Regions from separate parts of the Homo sapiens genome. Here region 1 is linked to region 2. A link is a loop called in an ENCODE intact Hi-C map of the cell type or tissue named here. Cell type or tissue: endothelial cell of umbilical vein. All regions are shown on one strand. Each heading gives the region's core, and the rest is flanking DNA. Links, peaks and the distances in the headings are about the cores only.

Region 1 (5,395 bases), core at 290-5,289, 160 kb before region 2:
GAGCTGCTCTGATACCATTTATCCATTTAACTCAGAAACTATAATACCATTTATCCCAGAGTGGCTACTAAGACTCAAAGTAATAGAAGACCACTGAGGTAGGACTTAGGAGAAATTATAAGGAACCGCCAAGAGTTTAGAAGACCAGCTGAAGCTCTTATCTGAGAAGGACAGAGTCGGCACCTGGGTACCTTTAGACTTTTCCTTGGAGATTCTTTATCAGAGCAGATGCTTCTCCAAGCTTATTTCACTTTTCAGGTGATTCTGGGAACTCAAAGTGACATAAGAGTGAGGGCCATTTTATTTTGTGTGTGTGTGTGTGTGTGTGTGTGTGTGTGTGTCTGTATTTCATTTGCTCTGATCTTTTATCCATTTTGTAAAAATCTCTGCCCATTACATCTTTTGGGTCATTTGGCTTGATTCATTACCTTACACAACATCTGCATCTTGTAAAATTTTCCTAGTTGTGTATTTTCAGTTTAAACGTGTTCTTGACAGTTTTACTGTTACAAAATGAACTTGTTTGTGCTAGCATTTGCCAATTCACAGATGTCTTATTTATAGGATAAGAGAGGGCATTTGTCTTCATTTAGAAAATAGATCATGAGTCTTCATAGTCCTTATATTCTTCTTATCCATAAAAGCTATGAGCATAGCACTGATCCAAATCTATTTAAACTTTGATTGGTCAAAACCCAGAACAATGGAATTAAACAAATATTTGGAAAAGAACTTCTCACTGCCCAGATCTATTTCTCAATCCTCCATGTATTTTAATAATTTAGGTGGCCAAGTGGCTTATGCAGGGCACACTGCTGAGATGTATTTGGTGAGATATATTTTGTGTGGCTGCCTTTATTGGAAGCTGATTGTCAAATGGTATAACAGGTGAGGGGCTTTTTCCTAGTGAAGCCAGAGATCAGTGTTTACTTATATAAGAGACACATTCAGTAATTCAATGGGTCATGTCTATTTATTGCCTACCATATTTACCAGGCATTGTTGCTTTTGAGAGTAGAGTGATAATCAATTCAGACATGATCTTTGTTTTCACTAAGCCCAAACAAAATAAGCAGACAATTATAGCACCATATGTAAAGTGCTAGGATAAGGCAGTACCCGGAGGGATACCTAACCCAGACAATAGGGTCCGAAAAGACTTCTCAAAAGGTGTGAAATCTATATTGAGACCTAGAAAGTGAATAAATGGAAGTTAAGTGTTGTGGTTAACTACTTTGGTATAACAACCCTCAAACATAGTGACATAGAGCAATTGTTTTACTATATTTTACAGTTTCATGGGTTAGGAATTTGCACCGGGCTTGACTGGGAGATGCTGGTGCTCCATGTGATTTTTATACAGTGGGTTGTGTTCTAAGCCCTAATGCTCAACTGGAGAATTCTTTCTTTCTTAGTGGCTCAAGGCTCATGGAGAGCACTCTGAGATGAAGATGGAATCTCTGAGACCTTCTCTGACCAAGGCTCAGATATCACACAGCATGACTTCCTCAGTATTTCAGTGGTTTCAAGAGAGTCATAGAGAAAGCCCAGATTCAAGGAAAAAGGATACACAAGGTTGTGAATAGAACAATGTTCACAATAGAATGTTCTGTGGCAATTAAATACATGATGTTTGTCTCCTTTTCTCTTTATCAATAGAAATTATATTTGTCTTCGGGAGTTGCTCTTTTTAAGGTTTTCCCAAATATGCCTAGACATTTTTCTCCTAACAAAGTTGCAACAGTTTCCAGTTTCCCAGAGGGAGGAAGAAATCATAGAAGTCATTGGCCATGATCTGTTGGCATTGGAAACTTGTCCTAGTTGTGAGAAATCTTTTAATTATTTAAGCCAAGTTTAACTTATAAAATAAACACTCTTATGACATGAAAAGCCTCATACAGTCTGTATATGACACCATTACTAATGTAATGAGCTAATGTTAACTGGCCTCTATCATCACTCCACACCATGTTACCTTTTTGCATAATATAAAGTCCTTTTCTGAATTTGAGGCAAACCTCTAATCTCATTAATTTATTCTGTTGACTAATCTCCTGTATTTTCCTCCTGGTGATTGATGCCAAGGGAAAACTGGCCAAAGATCTGTGGAGGCTAATAGGATGACTTTTCATATACCATGATATTAAAAAAAAACCTAATCTGGAAAAATTAACATGAGATCAACCTATTTTTATTGCTAACGAAAGTAAAGGGGTGGTGTTGCCTTGATTTTCAATATTTTGAAATTTTTAAGTAGGTATAAAAAAACCCCTTTTGCCACACATTTTAGGCCCTTGAAACAAACAACTTCTAGGCTGTAAAACAAAACTATATACAGTTTTGTAAAATGTTAATTTTTAATTTTTGCGGGTACATAGTGGTTGTATCTATTTATGATTTACATGAGATATTTTGATACAGGCATGCAATGCATCATAATCACATCATGGTAAATGGAGTATCCATCACCTCAAGCATTTTTCCTCTATGTACAAACAATCCAATTATACTCTTTTAGTTATTTTAAAATGTACAATTAAATTAGTTTTTACTATATTCATCCAGTCGTGCTAGCAAATACTAGGTCTTATTCATTCTTTCTATTTTTTGTACCCATTAGCCTTTCAAACTTCCTTCTCAGCTCCTGACTACCCTTCCTCTGGTAACCGTCCTTCTACTCTCTAGCTCCACGAGTTCCATTGAAAAACTATGCACAGTTTTGATTGTGCCATAAATGGCCTAATTGAAAACAAAGACTTTTATTTCTTCCTGTTCTGGGTGGACCCCTGTTCTGAGTTGCTTACACATTAAGTCCGTAGTTTATAGAAGATCTTCTCCCCTGATAGGCCAAACGTTTTTCTCTTGGGTGATTTTGTAAAAAGTTTAAATATGTCAGAATATAAAATTTTGAGGCCATCCTTACTCTCCTGTGTTCTCATCTTTTTTCTTTTTTGCAGCAGGGAAATAGCTTCACAGACTTTTGACAGTGTACTCAAACTATGTATTTCAATATGTCTACTTCAAGATTATGTATCTTCTATCGGATTATTTACTTGTCAAGTTTGATATACGTGATTAGAAAATAACAGTACTATTATGATTAGTATCATTTCTCACTACAATTAAGAAAATAACATGTACATATTTTGATTTTAGAATAATAGTAATATTTAATATTATTATACTGACCACTAGATGGAGACAAGCCCTCCTCGCTTCACTCATGATAGTTTTCTCATGGTTGAGTAGAAACCTGCAACAAAAGAGTCAGCTTATTACAGTACTGGATGTTCAGAATTATAACAGATATATTATTACAAGCTTTTATTACTGTCAGCATCATAAGTCTCAGAAGCTGTTTAATCTGAGGAATGTGTACTCTGTTTATACAAAGCATTTTCTGTTATCACTGGGAGTCATTTCCAAACTAAATAGTAATGACATTATAAAAGCAAATTTTTTTCTCAATAACTTATCAGTACATTCAAAGTTCACAGGTTTTGTTTCTTGCACTTTTTTAAAATTGCTTTTTTGAAACATTAAAAGAGTTGCTCTTTCACTGAGTTCTTAAGGAGACATTTGGTGTTCAACTTTCATGCAAGTTATTTGTTTTGACATAAAATATAAAGCAAACATTTAGAAAAAACTAACATAAATTCATACTCTATTGCTTAGGTAATGTTTATCACCTAAGAGAGATTGATTTAATAAAATATAGAGTCTACACATTACTTTATACTTTAGCATCCTCCTAAGGTAAGATGTTAACATCTTAACAAGATGAGAATTTGTGCATTCTGTCCAGTGGTCCTCATATTTGCTCACATGTTCTCTTTTACGTATCTCAAAGACCAGTTTTTTCCATTTTTTTTTAAGAGTAAGATTTCCTGTGTATTGTAAAAAATGAAATAAAATAATTTTAGGACACTGTTCTATCACTGTTTTTAATATTCCAATGAAATCTAAAGCCATATGATAGATATATATATTTATATATAATATAATAAATATAAGTATGAAGCAAATATCATATAATATAAATATAAAGCCATATGATATATATATGATCATATAGCTATATGATCTTTAGCATCATCTATTTTTAAAATGCATTATCAAGATTTTCATTTTAATATTTCTTTTTTACCCCTTGGACTCATGTTTTTCATTCTATTTTTCTTCACAGAATATTATCCAAATGTAACATATTTTATGCTTAAAAGTCTTATTAAACACACTATAATATTTTTCTGGTACAAAATTTTGTATCTCTGCCATTAAGTTATATATGCATTTATTTGTTTTTTGTCCATCTTTACCTACCAGAATACAGACTCCATACTGGCAGAAATTTGTTTTCTGTTTTGTTGCTGTTAAATTCTAATCATTTGAAACAGGGCTCAGTCCAGAGCAGACATTGACTAAATTTTTTTTAATGAATGAAGATGAAATTTAAAAGTTTTCAATTTTTGTATGATGAAGAGTCTCTATGTTGTAAATATTTCATCCTAGATTGCATTTTCATGGCAATTATTAACATAAACCTTTTAATTAATATAAAATATGTTAAACTGTTGATAATTACTAAGACAAAAGTAAAGTGTTGTCAGAAATGCAGTTTTTAATGAGATGAATGGAGCTTTTCATGTTTTCATTAAGTCACATATCCGTGGATGAATATTGTTTATTGCTGGATAGAGCTCAGTATCAATTCTATTTCAACTTTTTATTTTCATAGATGTAAATACTAAAACAAGTTAATCATATAATCACGACTCTTTCAAATGCTCCTTAGATGCCAACTATCATATAGTTATTTGTCATTGACAGAATTGCAATGATTCATTGGATAATGGGTTGATTAGGTTCTTCTTCAATTTTATTGAAAGTAGAGCATATAACTACCTTATTGGCAAGACGGTGTTACCCAGAGGCACCATTGTTTCCAAATGTCCATTTAACTTCTTAGACATATATACCTCTAGATGTACTTTCGTTAAAAAAAAAAAAAAAGAAAAAGAAAAGTGGACAATCACAAAGAGAGGGGTAATAGTGAAAGAAAAGGAGGGACGACATTGGCTTCAGTTCCATCAGAGTTTCTTGGGTCCTCACGCAAATTACGTGAAGGAAGCATACAAATGAAATTAGAGACCTAGAAATGTATTGCCTTAAAGCTATACCTCCTACTATTTATTTTTTGTGAATACACAGATTACGTTAATTTATAGGTTATAGTTCCAGGCTACCATTTAATTTCACTGTGGCAGCCTGAGTCCCAGTACTTTGAGCTGACACAGCTAAAGCAGAGTAATACCCTATCTGACAGTGGTGGAAACTGTGCCAGTCTTAAATACCCCACAATAATGATAGGAAAGCTGTTCCAGTTGGGCAAATA
Region 2 (5,395 bases), core at 185-5,184:
CCCTTCACCATAATCACACCACCACAAGGGTCTCTCACTGGGTACCCCTTGAAGATCATCATATCCAGCCAGAAGTCCACTTCCCCAAACCTTCCCTGCATCCTCTCTACACTCACTGAACTCTAAACCGCTGCCTCATGGGCAACTTGTTTGTTAATTTGATAAAAAGAACTTCAGGTGAAAGCTTGCTAAAGATGAGCTCATGTTTTGTCCATTCATAGTAACATACCATACCCACTCACAAGGTGTAATCCAGATGAGTGACTCATTGTATGTGGGCTTCGAATTACATGATAAGAACATATATTTTTAGCAATTTAAAGTCTTACTGTAGTATGATCTATAGTTTCTATAATTCAGTCCTTTTAAACAAGAGCCCAAAGGCCATTACTGCTCCTTCTGCTGCTCTCCAAGGAGCAGGAGCATTTAGTGTAAAAGGGAGACCTGCTTAGGCTCTACCTACTCAGATGTGGGATAAAGACCAGAACCATACAGAATGGCTACACAAAGATTTTGCCAATACTTCAGGAAATGAAAAAATGACAAGGGCAAAAATTGTTGAATCCCAACTCAGTAAGATCTAAAATCTTTAAAATGAGTTTGCAAAACTTTTGTGCAACACATGGAAGAATCTATTTCAGAAGACTTCTAGAACAATTAAGAAGGACGGTCAGGAAAAGATTACCTATTGGAGCAACTTTTTAATACCAGTAAATTTAGTTTGCCTTAGTAGCAGATGCCTTCACGACCTTATACGAATTGTGATATTTAAGTGAATGAACATACACACCATTTTTATTGCTGTTCCTACAAACTTCTACTTTGTTTTAAGTTCTCAGTCTTACCATCCGTAGTTTTATACACCACAGTCCTTTTCACAAGCGTGCCACAGCCACACAGGTTTAGGGAAGATTACTTATTTCCAGACAGGTCTATATCCCAGCCCCACCTAATCACTCCACTCAGCAAATACCTGGACTGTCTACGTGAAGTCTAGACGGGCTTCCAAGGGGCAGCTGAGAAAATGCAAAATTGCTCTCAGTTAGCATGCTGCAACTAAACCCACCATCTTCCTCCCTGGCTTATGAAAAAAATGCCCTTTCTCCAACTGTATACCATTCCTCACTCTTAAAATATTTTGTTTTTTGTTAAGTAGGAGAAGAAATACAACCTATTCTTAATAATTAAATGTGAGTATTGTGCTATTACATTTTCCAGGCAGATCTACAAACATTCCACCCTTTCATTTTTCTGAACAACACTATTAAGTTAGATATTATTCTTATTTTATAAGTGAGCCTTCCATCCCGCAGCTAGAGTTGAGGTTAGGGTCGGGCCTTCAGATTCAGTGCCTTTTCCATTATGTTCTTCCGCTCTCCCTTATTGAAATGTTTGTTGCTCTGTACATATTTTGCTATATAAGTTTTAATTACAACATCTGAATAGTAGGAAGGCACTCTGTTTCTTTTTTTACAGCACATAGCATAGTTTTAACTAATATTTCTAAATAAAATGTGTATTTGCCAAAATCAGTGACATATTTCTTTTAGATAAGAAATATTTCTATAGATTAGCCAGTGAAATTCATTAACAAGTTTTCAAGCAAAGGAAGCAAAAAAGAAAGTGGACCTTTTCAGTGCTATCCAGAGGCAAGGACATAGTCTGTCTTAACTCTTTTGATCTTCATGGCAACACCATGAGTGAGTTATTATATTTTATACATGAGAAACCTGAGTTTCAAAGAAGTGTCTTACCCAATTCACGAAATACGTGGCGGAAATGGGATTTAAACTTAAGTCTCTCTGACTCCAAAGCTCATAGCCTTCCCACTAAGCCATCATACCTTTCTACAGGGTGGCCTCTCTGGTAAACTCTACGAGAAGGAAATTTACTTTGCACAAAAAATTCAGTCTAAGCCTATCCTGATTAAAAGGTCGTGGTCTGTCCCTGTTCAGACAGTAAATTCCAGACAAAGTGCATGTGCACTGAGCACTAACTGTGTGTTTCATCCTGGAGATTCTCTGCAATAACAAGAGTTCCTTTGGGGAAAGTTCAGTTCTTTAGCCACCCTGGCACAGTCTGGGATGACTCAGGTCAGACTACAAAGGCTCCAAACAATCCCTTCTAAACAAGATCTTAAGAATGTCAATGACTAAGGTACAATTGTTCTCAGATGACCTTGGGTGGGGGCCATGATCACTCACAGTATGAAAAATTAAGTGATATGAGATGGGGAAAGTTAAGGTGAGGAGTTTTACTGCTTTCAGGATCCAAAAAGAAATTTTTAAAATGTGCCAACAGACTACAGCATAACCTGATAAATAGCAATCCTCTCTCAAATCTTACTTTTTCCTCTTTTGTTGAAGAAAATGGAAGATAAGACTTGAGTGAAGTTACCCTCTAAAGCCCTACAGGAAGTGTTTATTTTGTCTTATGTATAAAACCATAACTAGTATCCAAAAGAACTTGATGTCCCTGTTAAGAATGAAAAAGACCACGGTAAACAGCTGGCGGGAGCTGATAGCATGTCGCACCATGTGCATTCTTTACCAGCCCCTTGAATTGCTCATTTCAAAAAGGAGAAAACATTTCCTGCCTCAGTGCATAACAGGGAAAGGCGAATGGTCTGGAATGACCTCACAAGATTTAAGCAGTTTGCCAAAGAACTTAAACAGAATTTGCTCAAAGCTTCGATCAACTGAACATTTGCCATACTATTTCAAAAATGTCTGCATTCACAAGAAAGAAATGTCTGCATTCAGAAGAAAGAAAAATCCTCACCATGAGACATATTCTCAGTAAGAAATCATTACAACCACTGAAAATGTTTTCATTGTTAATATGTACAAGTGATAATATCAGAATTTTTGGTGTTTCTTCAATTTCCCTTACTCCTATCCAACTATAACTTTGTGAAAGCAAAGACTATAATTTACTAATGTATGGGTTCTTTGTAGAATTTAACATATTTATGCATTTACTCCCTCAACAAACAATTGTGCTTAACATTGTACAAACACTGGAGATACAAAGACATTTGATGTATAGATCAAATGTTTCTTGAGCATTTGCTGTGTTTCTGGCACTGAGCTAGAAAATGGGCTTATAACTGTGAACTAGACAGTCAACTGTCCTATCTTCATGGAGCTATCAGTCCAGTTCAGTGGGTCATAATCCTGGCTGTGAATCAGAATCACCAGGGAGCTTTTTAAATAGACCGCTGACCGTGCCTGACCTAACACCAATTAAATCAAAGTCAAGACATGATTACAATATACTATGATAAACGTAATGATTGAGAAAAATAAAGAGATATTTTGAGAGCACATAGAAAGTACATACAACCCAGATTCAGGGCTAAGTAGAATGTTTTAAATAATGATTTATCAGTTAGCCTAGGAAATAAAGGGAAGTAAGGGAGATGGAAGCGTTCTGGACAAAAGGTGTATGAGATTCAAAGGCAGAGAGGCCCATTTCTGGGGTAGTACAGTGATGTCACTGCTTCTGATGTCATATAGCATGCAAGGAGAGAAAGACCACCAAAGAGACAGGATAAGTATGTAGGGGCCAGAGCAAGAAAACCCCAGATTCTCATACTGAGGAGGAGGTATTTATTCCTGAAATAATTAAAGCTTTGGAGGAAATTTAAACAAGAAATGTATGTGATACGACCCATTATTTTACTTTCTTTACCCTCAGGCCACGGACACGTATATTTTGCAGATCTAGAAGCAATAATACAGTAATCCCAAATTGAATCATCTCTTAATCCCTGAAGAAAATCAATCATTTGATCCGCTAAAGCGATCTGTCATTATTCCACTTAAATTCATGCCCGGCTTTTTCTGTTTCCCTTCCAGCAAAATCAATCATTTGTCTTGCTCCTAAGACTTTCTCAAGCCCAATCCCTGAGTGATGCTGGGGACACTTAACACCCTTGTTCCCAGGAAGAGGAGAAAGCACTGGGGTATGGAAAGCATAATTTGAGCTTTGTGCACAGTCCTCCAGTGGAAAGGGAAACTAAGTATCCCAAAGTTGTTTTTAAAGCATTTTGTCAGCTTGCTTACCTGATAAGGCAAGAAAGTGGATCATTTATTTTCCTGGGAAATTATGGTAATTTAAACTTTTTCTTCAGAGTGTCCTATAATTGCCTTCTGGGTTTCATGAAGCCCAAAACATGTTTTTGTTATTTATATCCCCTTATTTTTCCCCACTATTCATAAAGCAGTGAAAAACAGTTCTTACAAATAAGGGAAAATTCAAGTACAGTACCTGCTTGTGTGACTCAATATTTTAATTTGATTTAAAAATCAATAATTTATTTTAACTAAATGACAGACATTTTATTCCTATGTACAAAGAACTCAGAAATTCCACCCTACCTCCCACATCCCGTTTGGTCACAAGAGAGATAATGGCTGCATTGACAAGAACTATTTCCAGTTCCTGTCAAGGGTCATTTCAGAAAGAAAGCTCAAGCAAAAGCCTCACACTATTATTTTTATTTTAGAACATTTAAAAATAAATAACCAGTTATTGGTCTCAAGGGTCTTCCTGTTTCTGCAAATGAAAACCTTGGGAGAAAGTAGTTTTATGCTGGTGAAGCATCAGGTTGGTCAGATTAAAAGGGACCAAAGAGAACAGCCCAAACCCAAATCCTATTCCTCTGGAGCTACAAGTGAGATGCTGGGTTTTTTTCCCATTCGGTTTTCCTAGTGGCCTTATGGGGTCAATCATATGAGATGAATACTCACATGAGACAAATTTAGGTTTTAATTTCCTTTTAAGAGGAGCCAGACAACAGCATGCCACATCTTTTGACATCAGTACTAATAGCAGATACGAGTTGATGCCTTACTCTGTTCTAGGCACCATGCCACATGTTTTACATACCTCTTTTTATTTAGCTTATACAATAAACCCATCCCAAGACCCTTATGTACATCCCACTGATAGGAAAAGAGACACAGCCAATAAATGGCACAAAAGAGATTAGAATCCGTTTTTTAGACACAAAATTGAAAGCTCACAACCACTATGTATTTGTTTCTCTGTCATTAAACTGATTTTCCATGCAAATCATTGTCGTTCAGTATTCATATGATGCATATGTGACAAAGGCCCCAAGTAATGAACTGCTGCTCTCTGACTCATTACATACACATTTATGGTCTTTAGCTATGTATCACAAAGCTGCGGAACAGTATTTACATCTTCAGTGAGGCTCCAGCAGTTAACCATGAGCCAGCTGCAGGTCACCTGGCCTTACAAAACAATTCAAAGTTATATGCTCGTGTAGCTCTTTCCAGCCAGGAAATGGAAATAGAGTATTATTGATGGTATATTTGTTTTAGATTTGTTAGCCCTGAGATAGATTAATTGTCTGCTGAAATAT

The links. A loop is a pair of places that touch in the nucleus more often than their neighbours do. Peaks named below come from ENCODE experiments on the same cell type or tissue, not always from the same donor. Only the 100,000 strongest peaks of a DNase experiment are listed, where the experiment ranks them.
Region 1: it touches region 2 in a loop (8-fold over the local background); 1 of 110 quality-filtered maps calls a loop at or near these places.

What each region holds. Positions count from the first base shown.
Region 1 is chr6:132,216,088-132,221,482 of GRCh38, reverse strand. No RefSeq gene overlaps it. Among named protein-coding and RNA genes, the nearest start is that of LINC01013, 86 kb to the right of the region's middle. In endothelial cell of umbilical vein, for the core only: no CTCF peak of the experiment used is centred there; a DNase peak (open chromatin) is centred at 3,222.
Region 2 is chr6:132,060,595-132,065,989 of GRCh38, reverse strand. All of the region lies in intron 2 of CCN2-AS1 (CCN2 antisense RNA 1), which reads right to left. Among named protein-coding and RNA genes, the nearest start is that of MIR548AJ1, 52 kb to the left of the region's middle. In endothelial cell of umbilical vein, for the core only: no CTCF peak of the experiment used is centred there; DNase peaks (open chromatin) are centred at 2,079, 2,539 and 3,139; H3K27ac peaks cover 5,000 bases.